Regions from separate parts of the Mus musculus genome. Here all the other regions are linked to region 1. Evidence: chromatin loops called from intact Hi-C (ENCODE). Cell type or tissue: gastrocnemius. All regions are shown on one strand. Links, peaks and the distances in the headings refer to the core of each region. The heading gives the core; the rest is flanking DNA.

The links. A loop is a pair of places that touch in the nucleus more often than their neighbours do. Peaks named below come from ENCODE experiments on the same cell type or tissue, not always from the same donor. Only the 100,000 strongest peaks of a DNase experiment are listed, where the experiment ranks them.
Region 2: a loop joins it to region 1, with 7 times the contacts of the local background. A loop is called at or near these places in 16 of 42 quality-filtered maps.
Region 3: a loop joins it to region 1, with 5 times the contacts of the local background. A loop is called at or near these places in 22 of 42 quality-filtered maps.

What each region holds. Positions count from the first base shown.
Region 1 is chr10:70,295,166-70,299,969 of GRCm38, forward strand. All of the region lies in intron 2 of Gm40687 (a long non-coding RNA gene), which reads left to right. Among named protein-coding and RNA genes, the nearest start is that of Gm33704, 4.2 kb to the left of the region's middle. In gastrocnemius, for the core only: a CTCF peak has its summit at 1,845 (motif pointing left); a DNase peak (open chromatin) is centred at 1,822; H3K4me3 peaks cover 271 bases.
Region 2 is chr10:70,171,184-70,175,987 of GRCm38, forward strand. It overlaps Ccdc6 (coiled-coil domain containing 6), which reads left to right. Exons shown (of 9, transcript NM_001111121.1): 6 at 3,828-3,984. Among named protein-coding and RNA genes, the nearest start is that of Mrln, 31 kb to the right of the region's middle. In gastrocnemius, for the core only: a CTCF peak has its summit at 2,306 (motif pointing right); a DNase peak (open chromatin) is centred at 2,308; H3K27ac peaks cover 233 bases.
Region 3 is chr10:70,019,647-70,024,450 of GRCm38, forward strand. Ank3 (ankyrin 3, epithelial) reads left to right here. Exons shown (of 43, transcript NM_146005.3): 43 at 4,186-4,804. Among named protein-coding and RNA genes, the nearest start is that of Ccdc6, 75 kb to the right of the region's middle. In gastrocnemius, for the core only: a CTCF peak has its summit at 2,212 (motif pointing right); a DNase peak (open chromatin) is centred at 2,213; H3K27ac peaks cover 2,175 bases.

The sequences.
Region 1 (4,804 bases), core at 738-3,237:
GAGGGCATCGGATCCCATCGTAGACAGCTGTGAGCCACCCTGTGGTTGCTGGGAATTGAACTCAGGACCTTTGGAAGAGCAGTCTGTGCTCTTAACCACTGAGCCATCTCTCCAGCCCCTTGAATATTCTTCACAGGTGCATATGGATCTCATATAGGAGAAAATGTTAAAGGTGCTGATTGTGTAGGTGGGAGTCAGGGAGAGAAGTCGGAGCGGCTCTTGGTTTACAACATTACAGCAGCATGTTATGTTGCTTGCCAGATAAAATCTAGGATGCTCAATTATAATTTAATTGTCAGATAAAAAGTTCATGTGTGTGTGTGTGTGTGTGTGTGTGTGTGTGTGTGTGTGAAAATGAGCTTTGGGATCCTCGTTACCGTTTCTGCATTCTGTAGCCTAACCTGAAGGTGTTGCTGCTGGTGGGGAACCCGAGGACCAGGACACTCATCTCAGTATTCCTTGGAGAAAGCCATTCTGAATTTGAGAGGTTAGCAGAGTCCAGGAGTCCAAGGTGCCAGGCAGAGGCTGGGACTGGAGGTGGGCTTTGTGTGGAGTCCCAGAATGCAGTGTGCACTCCAGGGGTGTCCTGTGTAGTCTGAGGGAGGGTGCCAAGGGCACTGAAACTGTTAGGCTACCAAATCATTTCTCTCAGGAATCTCATCCCAGCAAGGAAAAGCTGACGACTCCCTCTGCAGCAGCCTCGGAGGTTAAGGAAGGCGTCCCAAGCAAGAGCCTGACATTTATCTTCAGGGCTCTGCTGCTACCACCAAGAATGTCAACCTCAGCAGGGCATGGTGGCGCATGCCTTTAATTCCAGCACTTGGGAGTTAAGGCAGGCAGATTTCTGAGTTCGAGGCCAGCCTGGTCTACAAAGTGAGCTCCAGGACAGCCAGGGCTATACAGAGAAACCCTGTCTTGAACCCCCCCCCCCCAATAAAAAGAATGTCAACCTCTTTGGGGTCCAGGACATTGTGGGCACCTTGGAATGGGCACAGGGAACCAAGAGGCCCCCAGCCTAACTGGATAGGACTTCAGGCAGGCAGTCGGGACACGGGAGCCGAGGGACTAAAGACTCTATTTTTCCTCAGTGGACCAGAAGCACTTCAGTATTTCTCAAGCACCATTGAATGGCAGCATCTGAAGAAGGTACATGTACCAAATATACAGCGAGACATTTTCTTAGAAGAAAAGAAACAGGAGAAATTAATTTTGCTGTTTCATCTTGCTTGAGAGGCACAAAATGCTAAACATGTAATCAGTATATGACTAATTAATGAGATTGATGATTAATGAGAGACTTTGACTTTTTAAAAGTCTATCTCAAAATCCAGAGAGCACAGAGAGGCCACATGTGGTGACCCCTCCCCACAGGCCTATGAGGAAGGCTCGCTCCCTCCCTCCCTCCCTCCCTCCCTCCCTTCCCAGCTTTCTGGGGATTTGGTGCCCCGCCCCCCAACTCCCGCCCCACCCCCACTCCTCTGTCAACCTTCCCAGCCTTTAACGTGTGCAGGTTGTGCCAAAATCATATTAGCTGGCTCAGCTCCCGGTGCAATTATATTAGTTACCTGGCCTGTTAGCCCTGCCTTGGCCATGGAAGCTGAGCCTTACCCCTCTTTAAAGCTTCCTTGAAGACTCAGGCATAGTTTACTTGCACCCTTGAGCTCCTGAACACAGGCGCCATTGGGTTCCTGAGGATAGGTGGAGATGCGTAGTGAGCTGAGGCCTTACCCAGGCCTCTTTTCGAGCCACCTGAGATGGGGGCTTCTTTGCCTTCGGTCTTCTCCATAGGGCGAGCCCTGCATGCATAAGAGTTATTCCCTGTACTCTTGCGCCACCTTGTGGTACTTGTGAAAAATCCGAAAATGGCCTCCCGCATCTAGGTCTCACCTAGCAGAACAGCCTGGAAGGACCAGCTGGCTTTTGTAATCGCCTTTAGTCTGAGAGGAAATGAGATTTGTTACTGAATATGCACCGTCTCCTAGGGGTCGAGCTGCCTGCGGAGAGTTCAGTCGCTGTAGTGACTACAGCCGGAACAAAGAGGAAGCATAAATTCCAGGCTGCTCCTCTGTCGTTTAGACAGAATCCTGTCCTAAGCCTAAATGTATGTGGTCTGTCCATTGGAGTTAGCTCTGGCCATGACCAGTCCAAAACAAACAAGCAACAAAAATAAGCAAATATGTAAAGATAATAAAGTCTGATAAGGCTGGTTGCAGCCTACTATGCTTGACAATACAATAATATTGTCTTATTCCAAGCCTTATATGCTTGGAAATCCCTGTATCAAGGAAGGAGTGTGAGGGCTAGGGAGATGGCTCAGTCAGTCAAGTACTTGCCTTGCAGCTGGGGGGCCTGAGTTTGAACCACAGAACTCACACAGGGGATCGGTGTCCCAACTCTGGGTTGGTTTAGACAAGCCGATTCCACTGGCTGGCCAGCCACTCTAGTTTACTTGGTGAGTTCCGGGCCAAGGAGAGACCTGTCTCTGAAGACAAGGTGGATGGATGGCGCTTGTGTAATGACACCCCAAGTTTTCCTCTGGCTTCTATGCATGGGGACAACGTGTGAACACACAGAAGGTTCCTCAATCATGTTCCAACAAGGGACAGGAACAGTGGTTTTCATCAACAGAGCTGGGCAACACATGCCCCCTCCTTCTCCCTCAATGATTTTTCTGTATGCTGCACACCCCTGTCCCCTGAGTCATAAGCCACCTGCAATTTCAGACTGGAAATAAAATCAGCCCCAGACCCTGACTTTGCCGGGTCTTGCAGGAGAGATGACCCCATGAAGCTGAGTCTGCTCTTTGCTTCAAGTTTTTACTGAGGCTTATGGCTGCCAGAGCAGAAGTTTCCCCATGGCCACGGTGGCTTTGGGAGGCCTTGCTAAATAGAGTACCTCAGAAATACAAAGTCCTTCCCACCCGGTGGCCCCAGCACTTAGAGTTCCTAAGTGTATTTTTCATTTCCGTTAAGGCATCAAAAGCCTTTAAAGTCCAATTTTGTAGGGAAACAATTTAAGCTTTTACCTGACATCCCAACCTTAGCATAAAAGTTCTCATTATGTGGGTTCTATGGGAGATGTTCATCAATGGGAGCCAGTGACGGAATTTGGTCCTTTCTCCGCGAGGGTGTGTCAGCGTGAGGCACTTCAGGAGGTCGGATGTCTGTGCACCATCTGTAGCTTTACACATCTATACGTCTACACACGTACGTATGTCTGAGGGGCAGAGGCTAGAGGTTTATGGGAAGAAGGTATTGAGCTTCTGAACAGTACCTAAGATCTTCTGTTAGTCCTGGCATCAGGAGAGAAGTTGGGAGCTGAGATGTCTAACTCAGGACTTGCAAGTTCCCATCCTGGTGCGGGAGCAGACTCGGAGGCAGCCTCAGCCAGTGAGTCACAGAACTCAACACTGGCAAGTAAGGCATCCTCACAGAGGACACTGGAACGGGTGGAGATGGGGCAGGGTGGATGGCCCGGCAGTTAAGACCACTTGCCGCTCTTCTCAGAGGACCCAGGGTTGGTTCCCAGCACCCATGTGACCATTCACAACCATCTGACCTAGGCTGGGTGGTCTCTGTTGTACTAAGCTGAATGATGGGGTGAAGGTATGGCTGTGGCCAGGTCAGGGAGTGGGGGAGAAGCAGATCTGTTTTAAATTGTGTCCTCTTAACCTATACTAGAAAGCCTTTCCCAAGACCTGTTTCATGACCCTATGTAGAAAGATACTCATCTATCTCCCGGGTTTTCACATGCTACCCTTTCAAATAGCACCCTCCTAAGACACACAGACATGGAGGTGACCTTTCATGGAGAGGTGGCCCGATCATGCTCCCTACATCCTTCACAGCACAATGTGGAAGGCTGTGAGGTCCTACACACCTATCTTAGCCAGAGGGTTAAGGAAAGTGTCTATGGTCAGCTGGGAGGCTCAGAGGGGGACAGAGAATTTTAAGAAAGAAATAGAAAAACATGCCTTTGGGGATCATTAAAAAAACAAAACAAACAAACAAACAACAGTGTCACTCCAGTCCTTCCTGGGTCAATTTATGGTTAAAAATCTTGCTGCTGAAGGGGAAATCTCAAACTCCCACAGGGGATAGTAACAGGATGTGGGCGTGCTATCTATGACCGCTAAACACTGCACAACTCTTGATGTGGTACAACTTGAACCCTTGAAGTATGGAATGTGAACTTGTCATTTCCTCTAAGATAGGATTTTATTTTATTTTATTTTATTTTATTTTATTTTATTTATTTTATGTAGTCTTCCAGGCTGACCTTGGAATCCCAACCTCCTGCCTCAACCTTCTGAGTACTGATCCACCACATCTGGATAGACTAGACATCTGCTGCAACAGAATAGTTAAAAAAAATGGTATACAACAGAGCAACAAAGACATTTCTGGCCATGGGTCATGTTCTCCGGGATCACTAAGGCTGTCACTCTCACGTACCCTGGGGGCTGAACTAGATTGAAAAAGGAAGAGAGAAAAATCGATATTAAAGATAGCATCATTTTCTGTGGTGAGATCTTGGCTTCAAACAAACTAGCCCAAGGACATTTTGAGGCCACGTGGGAGAAAATAACTTGTTTGTATTTTACCGTCTTCTACTCTGTTCTCTTCCTAGGATATCAGTTTGGTTGCTGTTGAACTAAACACACAAAAGTGGGAGAGAGTGGGCTGGCTGTCAGTTTTCCTGCGGTCTGGCTCCAAGGGCACAGCCTTGAAGGACAGCTGCATTGCATCCCTCCCCTTCCACTGCAGAAGCAGTGGTGCAGGCTGTGCCAAGCTGCAGCCTATGT
Region 2 (4,804 bases), core at 916-3,415, 120 kb before region 1:
GAGCTTCGCTGCACTCTGGCACTGTGAAGGGAGAGCCGTGAAGGCTGTTTGCCTTCCTGGTTGCTGAATTTAATCTCCGGTGACATTTGCACATGGTATTTGCCGAACAGGTGCTATTGAAATGCATACTTAGGATTTTGGAAAAGGCCAAGGTGTTGTAGAAATCAAGGTTCTGGGTTTTTGAGCCTGTCTAGGCTTCTCTGCATTTTTAGGGGTCTGCCGTACTTCTGATGTTTGGCTGCAGACGTTTCTTCCTTGAGGTAATACTGTCCGGGGAAGATCTTCCCTGTCTCTGTTACTTCCAGGTGAGCAGTCTGCGCAGGCGCACCTCGTATGCTCTCAGATGCGCGCACGCTTACAGAATTGCTTCATACTGAGAGCCACACAGTAAGCATGACCCTTTCTGCGTCTTTCTCTTTGAAAATGCTGTTAAAAACAGCTTGTCTTGCAGTTGGTTGTTTCTCCAAGCTTTTGACACAGCTGCCTTGGGACCTCCGTAAGGACCGACTATTCCATACATGAAATGGTCTTTTCAGAGGATTCCTTTTCAAAACATTCTTACTACATTTATTCATGTACCGCGTGTGCACGTGGCCTGGTGCTCACAAGTTGGTCAGAGAACAACTTAGGAGGGGGGAGGGGTAGGTTGTCTTCTCTCACCGTGTAGGGTGAAGAGATCCAGGTCACTCTGGCAGGCTTGGTGTGGTAGGTGTGTCCCATACCTGAAGGATCCTTTTTGTCTGATGATGTGCCCCAGCTACTGTGCTGTGCTTGCACACGAGTCTCTCTATGCACAACTGCCTCCTTGGGCAGATCCTGAGCAGGCCAGCCCACTCAGTAGATGTATACTGATGGTCTCAGGCCTCTACCTTCTGTCTCCCCTGAAGGTGCGTTCAGTAGTAGTAGTAGTAGTAGTGGTAATGGTAGTGGTAGTGGTAGTGGTAGTGGTAGTGGTAGTAGTTCTCTCTTGGATGGTAAATCTCAATCCTGGAGGCCTTCAAAAGTATGGTGTGTTCTTATTTTTACTGTAGCAAGCATAGGCCCAGTTGTGCAAATGGACCCAGGTCAGAGCATCTTGTGTGCAGCATTGGGCTCCATCTGTGCCTCTGCTGTGGCTCTCACATGTCCTCTCTGCTCTGCTCTCCCTCACACTCTGACTCACCCTTGTGTCTTACACACACCCTGATAATCCAGGATTCTCTCGCCACACCTGGATCCCTGGCATAATCACACCTGCAAAAGCCCTTTTGTCTTTGTTCGGTTGGGTCTGTAGGTAGCCCTGTAGCTGCGGCACTGGGTGGTTCTCTCAGTCCTTTGAGGACTACACTGAAGTCCTCTGAAATGTTCTTTTATTTTTTTTTAGTCCAAGTAATCTGGAGGTATGTCTCAGATGAGCGCCTCTAGATGCTCCACGAAACCAGATGAGCTAGCTCAGAATGTTCTGGAGTGGTAGGCAGCTTGGTTTGCACCTCTTCCCAGGCCAGCCAGCTTCCCTTTCTCCTTCCTCATTTGTGCTTGGCTGGGAGGCGCTGAGGGAAGGGAAGGACGCTTTATCCCCATCCCTTGGCACTCAGGGCCTGGTCTTTGAAAGGCCTGCAGATCTCCCTGAAGACATCTGTGAATGCTAGTGTGATACCCCCCACTCCACCCTACCTCAGGACAAAAAAAGCCTGGTTCAAAGAAGCTGTCGGCATTGGTCAGCTGGTTTTCATAAGGCTTAAAGCAGTGGTTCTCAACCTTCCTAATGCTGTGACCCTTTAATACACTTCCTCGTGCTGTGGTGACCACCCCCCCAACCAATAAATTGTTTTTGTTGCTACTTCATAACTATAATTTTGCTGCTGTTAGGGATCTTCATGTAACTATCTGTTTTCTGACGGTCTTCAGCGACCCTGTGAAAGGCACATTCAACCCCTCAAAGTGGTCTCTGGCTTAGGAGGCCGTGTTAATGGTTTATCCCGTCTTCCCTTGGTCTCCAACTCTGCATCACGTGGCTTGCTCCTCCTTGGTTGTAGCTGTGGCAGTTAAGCCCCTCAGCCTTCAGCCCTGACTGGAACAAGTCTCTAGACTTCTCAGTTTGAGTTGAGCCTTTCACTCTGCCTTGGGGCTCAGTCCCCATGTGGTCTGTACCTGGGAAGGGGACAGGGAACAGCCTGCTTGTCACTCTGAAGCTGATTTGGTGCCACCCTCACCGGATGGCACCTTTGATTACATTTCAGGAGGTAGCAGACTATAAGGGTGATGAGGGTAATCTCTGAGATCCAGAGAGCTGTGTGAGAGAGGAAGGTCACAGTGTACCAGCAGAGGGCGCCCAAGGGAGGCCTTGGGTCCTACACTTGGGTCCTGACACTGGGGGTGCACTGGGGCCCTGCTGGCATATGAGTTAAATTGCTGAATTGACAGGAAGCCCTGTAGTTCTACCTGGTGTGACATTCTTATCTCAAAGTTACTGAGTGTCTCAGCATTCCTCTGCTGAGAGTCCCCATATGCTAACGACTTACCCTCTCCTTGTATTTTTTGTTATGGTGTGTATTTTTGTCGAGGCTGACTTCAAATTCTCAGCACCCCTGCCTTAACCCACCCCCAGGTGCTGGGAATATAGACATGTATCTCATGCCCAGCCTGAATGGCAGTTTCTTCTGAAAATACAATGCTTCCTCTTAAATTTCTGTTCTTGGAGCCTTGGGAATCTTCGGCTCTGGGAACTTTTGCTCTGTCTTCGCCATCTCGCTCTGAGCAGTAGTCGTGATGCCCAGGGCCACCCGGTGCTCTCTGTTGAGCTCGGTTATAAATTGTGCACACAAACATGCTTGGGGAGACTGATTTTAAGCTGTTCATTTGAAAATCAAGCTTGGTAAATAACCCCCACCCCCAATCACTTCAGTAAAAAGACTTTGCATGTGGGTTAGGCAGCGGGAGTCTCCAGACTGCGTTCAGAACAGCTGAGAGATGTAGTGTTTAGTCTACGTAGTCGGGTCTAATAATCCGAGCATTTTAATTTCTGAAACAGGGTTCAGGTTGAAGAGACGGTTCAGTGGTTAAGACTACTGTTCAGGAGGGGAATCTTCCATTCCTAGCCGCTGTCGTCTCAGCTCGAAGGAACGGAAGTCCTCTTGCCTCCCTGGGCATTGCACACTAGTGTCATGGTCATCAGAAGTCACTGGGCAGGCAGGATGGCTCAGTGAGTAAAAAGGCTTGCCGCAAAGCCCAAGGACCTGAGTTTGATCCGTAGACCCATATGAGTGAAGTCGTTCCCAGAGGTTGTATGCACACACACACACACACACACACACACGAGGCTTACATACACTAGGTGGGAAAGGGGTTTTGTTGACTGTATAAAGTTCTCTTTTACAAGACTGTTACCTGTAGCTGAAGCTGGCACACGACTGAGAGTTGCTCCACTGAGCATGGAGGATGCGCTAATGAGCGTGGCAAGTCCCCCAACCCCCATGGTCTGTTTAGATTAGACAGGCAGTCTAGAGGGAAACCAGTGGGCCAGTCTATCTCCCTAACTGGGCTCCCTCTCTCCCAGCCCCCACAGTGGAGAAGGAAGTCTGACAAGGCAGCCAATGAAACTCAACTCCAGCTATGTCATGTATGCGCCTGGAGCCCCTGTCCTGTGAACGAGAGGGAACAGGGTGGAAACACCTCTCCCAGCAGGCCATTAGATTGTTTACTAAATTGTAGTTAATGTAACCCCTCTGTAAACCTTGAAACTTAGGCAAAATTTTAAACCCTGGTCTCCCGTGGTAGGCCAAGGCCACCCCAGTGTGGGGTAATGATTGCTTGGAGCACGGTTTTAATGGCAAGCTCTGGCTTTCCAGACTCGGAGAAGATGGCCCAGTACTTGGAGGAGGAGCGGCACATGAGGGAAGAGAACCTGCGGCTACAGCGGAAGCTCCAGAGGGAGATGGAGAGGAGGGAAGCGCTGTGTCGCCAGCTCTCGGAGAGCGAGTCCAGCCTGGAGATGGATGATGAGAGGTTGGTACCCGTGCTCTGCCCCAGCCCCGCCCCCACCCCCCGCTTCCCACAGACACCATCTCTATGACTCTAGTCCCAGGAGGTCCAGTGCCCTCTTTTTGCTTCGGGCCAGACGGCCAGCATGTTTGTGTATACAGGCATCCTTGCAGGCGGGACAGCCACACACATAAGTTAAAATGTCTATGTTCTAGAAGGGGAGAGCTTAACTATCTCTGGGACCGTGGTGAAGAACATCAAGTTAGCGCACATGCCCACGGTAGGGTATGCGCAAGATTGAATACCCTGCTTGCACCGGAGGGGAAGGGCTGGCATTTGTTTTGCTTTTAAATTTTTAACACAGATGTTTAAAGGAATGTAAGCAGAAATACTAGAGAAATATATTTGCTGCTGCCCCTGTTTCTAGTAATGGGAGGAAATAAATAAGCTCACATACTTGGATGCACACATCACAGGCACATTTAGCAGGATTTTTCTCCCAATTGCAAACATTTCAGTGATTTTTTCCCCCCTTTAAGGTTTTTGTTTTGTTTTGTTTTGTTTTGTTTTTAATGTTACCTCATTTGTCAGTAAACTTCTCCAAGCTTTAACAAACAAATTCCTTGATAATTTCAAACGTGAATATATTGAATTTAGGTCATTTTCTTATCTATGACTCTCAACTCGCCCTCCTTCTTGCCAGCTGTGCCCCCCCCCCCACTCTGATTCTTTGTTTTAAACCCCACTGAGTTTACTATTTAGCTCGTATGCATCGATTTTCTTTGGAAATTCTCTTCTCTTCACAATCCTGATCAGAAAGACTCCAGGCTGTAGGAATTACAGA
Region 3 (4,804 bases), core at 992-3,491, 280 kb before region 1:
GGCCCATATTTGAATACTTGGCTCCACAGTTGATTGAACTGTTTGGGAAGGACTAGGAGGTGTGGCCTTATTGGAGGAAGTATGTCAGTGGGGGTGTGAGCTTTGAGGTTTAAAAAGCCCTCACCATTCTAAGTTAGCACTCTCTTTCTCTCTCTCTCTCTCTCTCTCTCTCTCTCTCTCTCTCTCTTCAGTCTCCCCCTCTCCCTCCCTCTCCCCCTCTCCCCCTCTCCCTTTCTCTGCCTCATGGTTGTGGGTTGAAATATAAGTTCTCTGCCTGCTTGAGAGCTTACCTATTCCTGTGTTCCCTGGTTTGATAGTTTGGGGCTCACCCCCTGAAACTGTAAACCTCCAATGGACTCTTTCTTCTATAAATTGCATTGGTCGTGGAGTCTCAGCACAGCAATTTAAAAGTAACTAAGACACCCGAGTTCAATCCCTGGGACCCACATGGTAGAAGGACACAACCAACTGCCACAAGTTGTCCCCTCCATACATACATTGTGGTGTGCATATATATATATATATATGCATGCACAGACATGCTGTATTAGTCAGAGTTCTCTAGAGTTACAGAACTTATGAAATGTCTCTATATATTAAGGGAATAAATTGTGATAACTTACAGTCTGTAGTCCAACTAACCCAGCAGGGGAAGAGACATGGGAGGGGTGTGAAGGGAAGAACAGGGCATTTCCTGTGTGAACAGCAAGACCCCATGAAGTCCCTCAGGGGAGAGGTGATGTACAAAGGAGGTTCTGCCTCTTTAGAGTCTAGGGTCTGCACTTTCAAGGAGCCAGAATTTAAAAGGAACTTGAGGAATTCCATACATGTTGATTAGAGAAGGAAGTCTACGTAGATACAGATTCAGGAGCAGCAAAAGATAATTTGCTATCCTGTGTCATCTTAGTTAGGGTTTTACTGCTGTGAACAGACACCATGACCAAGGCAACTCTTTTTTTTTTTTTTTTTTTTTTTTGGTTTTTCGAGACAGGGTTTCTCTGTATAGCCCTGGCTCTCCTGGTACCAAGGCAACTCTTATAAGGACAACATTTAATTGGGACGGGACTGGCTTGCAGGTTCAGAGATTCAGTCCATTATCATCAAAGTGGGAGCATGGCAGAACCCAGGCAGGCATTGTGCAGGAGGAGCTGAGAGTTCTACCTCTTGTTCCAAAGGCAAACAAGACAAGTCTGGCTCCCATGTGGTTAAGAGTGGGGTCTCAGAGCCCACTCGCACAGTGACACACTTTTTCTAACAAGACCACACCTCCCAATAGTACCACTCCCTGGGTTAAACATTTAAACCACCACATGTGTATACCTGATGAGGTATGCAGTCTTTATTTTCAGAGTAGGGCTAGAGGTAAACACTGGCAGCATCAAAGTCTTAGAAACGAATGTCTAGATTTACTCTTGATCTATAAAACCCCTCCAGATGTCTGTGTACACATTAAGCTTTGGGAAGCATGCTCCCAGGACCCATCGTTGGCACTGTGGCTTGATCGAACGCTAGAACTAACTAGAGAGTTGGCGTGGGAGTGGTTGCTGGTTTTCATCACTGGCCCCTGTGGGCGTGGCGTGGACTGGACACTGGGGCTCATTAAGTCATATTGTACAGCCATAAAGTTTGAGAACCAGGAGAGAATGTGACTCCAGTAGATGTGAGAGATAAATCCTCCAGTGTGTACTGGGCTCAGAACAAAACAAAAAGCAAACAAACAAACCTGAGTACTTCCATGGGACTCTAAATTGGCTCTCAGGTCAGCACCTGAGCCTTTGCTAGATCTGGAGCCGTGTTTTGTAAGTATCATTTAACATGTTTCTTAAAGTGACAATGAATCAGTATCAGAGTATCTGTGATATTCTTTCTACACTCCCATTTTTTACATTCAGAAGGCTACGCCTAGCCCACAGGCACACCCCTCCTTCCAAGGTTTCTGTTTTTTTTTTTTTTTTTTTTTTTTGGTTTTTCGAGACAGGGTTTCTCTGTGTAGCCCTGGCTGCCCTGGAACTCACTCTGTAGACCAGGCTGGCCTCAAACTCAGAAATCCGCCTGCCTCTGCCTCCGGAGTGCTGGGATTAAAGGTATGCGCCACCACTGCCCGGCATCCTTCTAAAGTTTCTTAAGTTCTTTCTGTTAGCTGTGCTCACAGAGCTCCAGATTCCATTTCTGAAATGTCATCGTGGAGCCTGTCCACAACATCCCGTCCATCAGAGGGCGCTCTCACCTCAGGTGGTTTTCTAGCAAGTTGCTTAGCCAAGGTCCTCGTCCTCTCTGTGCGATGCTGTTCTCGGTAGGAAATGTTTTGCCACACTAGCATTGCTAAACCCATGGGGTTGGGACCTACATTCTGGCCACCTAAGAACAAGAAAGATTTGAAGGATGACTACTGCTTTTTAAAAATAGCAACATACAGAGGGCAGGATATAATTAACCCAATATTAAGAAGCTGTAAAAACGGGGCTAGAGAGATGGCTCAGCGAATAAGAGCGCTGACTGCCCTTCTGAAAGTCCTAAGTTCAAATCCCAGCAACCACATGGTGGCTCAAAACCATATGATCATGAGATCTGATGCTCTTGTCTGGAGTGTCTGAAGACAGCTACAGTGTACTTACATAGAATAATAAATAAATCTTTATATATATATATACATATATATACACACATATATATATACACACATACACACACACACACACATATATAAAACAAAAAGCTGTAAAAGCCATCCACTCTGTCTAGAAAGACAATATTGGCTTACACTGAGAAGAGACAGGCTTTGTTTTGTTTTTTAATACAAATTTAACTTGGGACGTTAGCTTGGTTATTAGAAAATATAAAGAAATGGGTGAGAGTTCACCCATCCTGTCTCATGTTTGTAGAAACTTACTAGACCTTATTAAACTTGTCATAGAAGAGGTGGGTTAAAATTTCACATCCCAAGGAAACTGGGAGACTCAAGGGCAAGTTTAGATAAAACTGCTGCGAGTTTGCCCAGAGTGAAGAGGGCAACCATGATTGAGCCACCTAAGCAGCCTGGTGCCTGGAAGATTTGGATTTAATGACAGCAACCAAGGTGTGAAAATCCTGATCGACAGGGTTTGCCCACCCTCTGTAATTGGATCTACTGAAAGTGAGTCACTTTCTGTCCTTGGAGGAGCACAAGTGTTGAAATCTCAGAGGAGTGGGTACTTTGGTGTTCTTGGCTCCAGTCACTGGTGACCTGGGGCGGGGAGGTCAGTCCCTTAAAAAAAAAAAAAAAAAAAAACACACAGTCAGACCCATAACAGGAGACCAGGGGACGAGCGAGCAGTTCCAGGGAGTTTACCCAGGATGGGGTGACCTGGGTGCTCCATCCAGGAAAAAACGTGTCTGAATAAACAACCTGAAGGTCACTAGGATGCTTCAGTCCCTGCCCCTGGGTAAGCAAGATTCTAAAGGTTCTCTGTGAGCTTCAGAAAAGATTTGCCTGTGACTGAAAAGGTTTGGTGTTTTGTTTTGTTTTGTTTGTTCTTATAATCATTCCTGCCTCGAGGTGGAAATCAGCTTCCGGACTTGAAGGAGAAGGCGAGACTCTTCTACGAAGCAGGGAGAGCAAGGGACAAAACTTGTCTTCTTGGGGTGCAGGCCAAGGAGCGACAAACAGCTCTTGAGTAGCTGAGGAGCCCTGTATTATCCCAGTTTCAGGATACTCCCAACTCATCCTTGAAAGCCACAAGCTCAGGAAGATTGTGTGATAACTCTCAGAATCACCTAGCCAATAGCACTGATTTCTGGGCGCTTTCTTGGATCCCCTAGGGCCTGGTCCCCTGAGGTACTTACCAAGAACACCCTATTAACAAGCCGAGGGTCCTCAGTCTCTGAACCCTGGACGGTGAACAGCAAAGATGTCCTCGGCAAGCTCTCCTTTTATATATAGAAAGGCCAAAGCTGTGTCTCGGTTGGTGAAATATTTGCTAGAGTGCAGGGATCCCAGGTTTTAGACCCCAGCACCACAAACCCTAGTTACTGTGGCAGAGGCGGGATGATCCGGAGTTCAAGGTCATCCTAGGTTACACAGCAAGTTCAAGGCCAACCTAGGCTACATGAGACCCCGTATCCAAAAAAACCACAAAGATAAAATAAAATACAAAGCAGACAATGAAAACTAAACTTACCGCCTCCCATTTGTTTCCCTCTCTGCAGGACCACTTGGTCATACTGCCAGTATTGAGAAACTCACCAGAGATCAGCAGGAAGAAAAATAGTCACCAAGAGTGGAGTGTGGGTCAGCTGCTTCCACCACACGTCAGTGACACGATTTTTTTTTTGTAAACGCAGAAGGAAAACGAAAATCACATTTTTTCTTTCATTTAGCATGAGCCGATCTACAAAGCATGGAAACTCACATTCATTCCCGGCACTGAAATGCACACTGAGCAAGTGCAGTGTACGACACAGGAAGCCATGTTCTTCAGACCCGGTCTCAAGTAATTTAGTGTCATTTTCAAAGAAGACAGACAAAACAACACCTGTGCCACCCAGGAGGAGGGGCAGCAGAGGACGGAATGATCAAATCAAGAAGACACACTAAAATTACTAAATTCACAACAGCTCGCCTTATTTTTCTCGGACCCAAACTAACTGTCAGGGTATAAACACTGTTCCTTTCTTTCTTTCTTTCTTTCTTTCTTTTTTTTTTTAAAGAAAAATAATAATAATAATAATGAAAAAAATCAATAGTTTTGCTGTAAATAATAACACTGTAAATTCTAACAGAAGAAACTACAATAAAGAATTATAAGGCACCCGCCTCACAGAACAC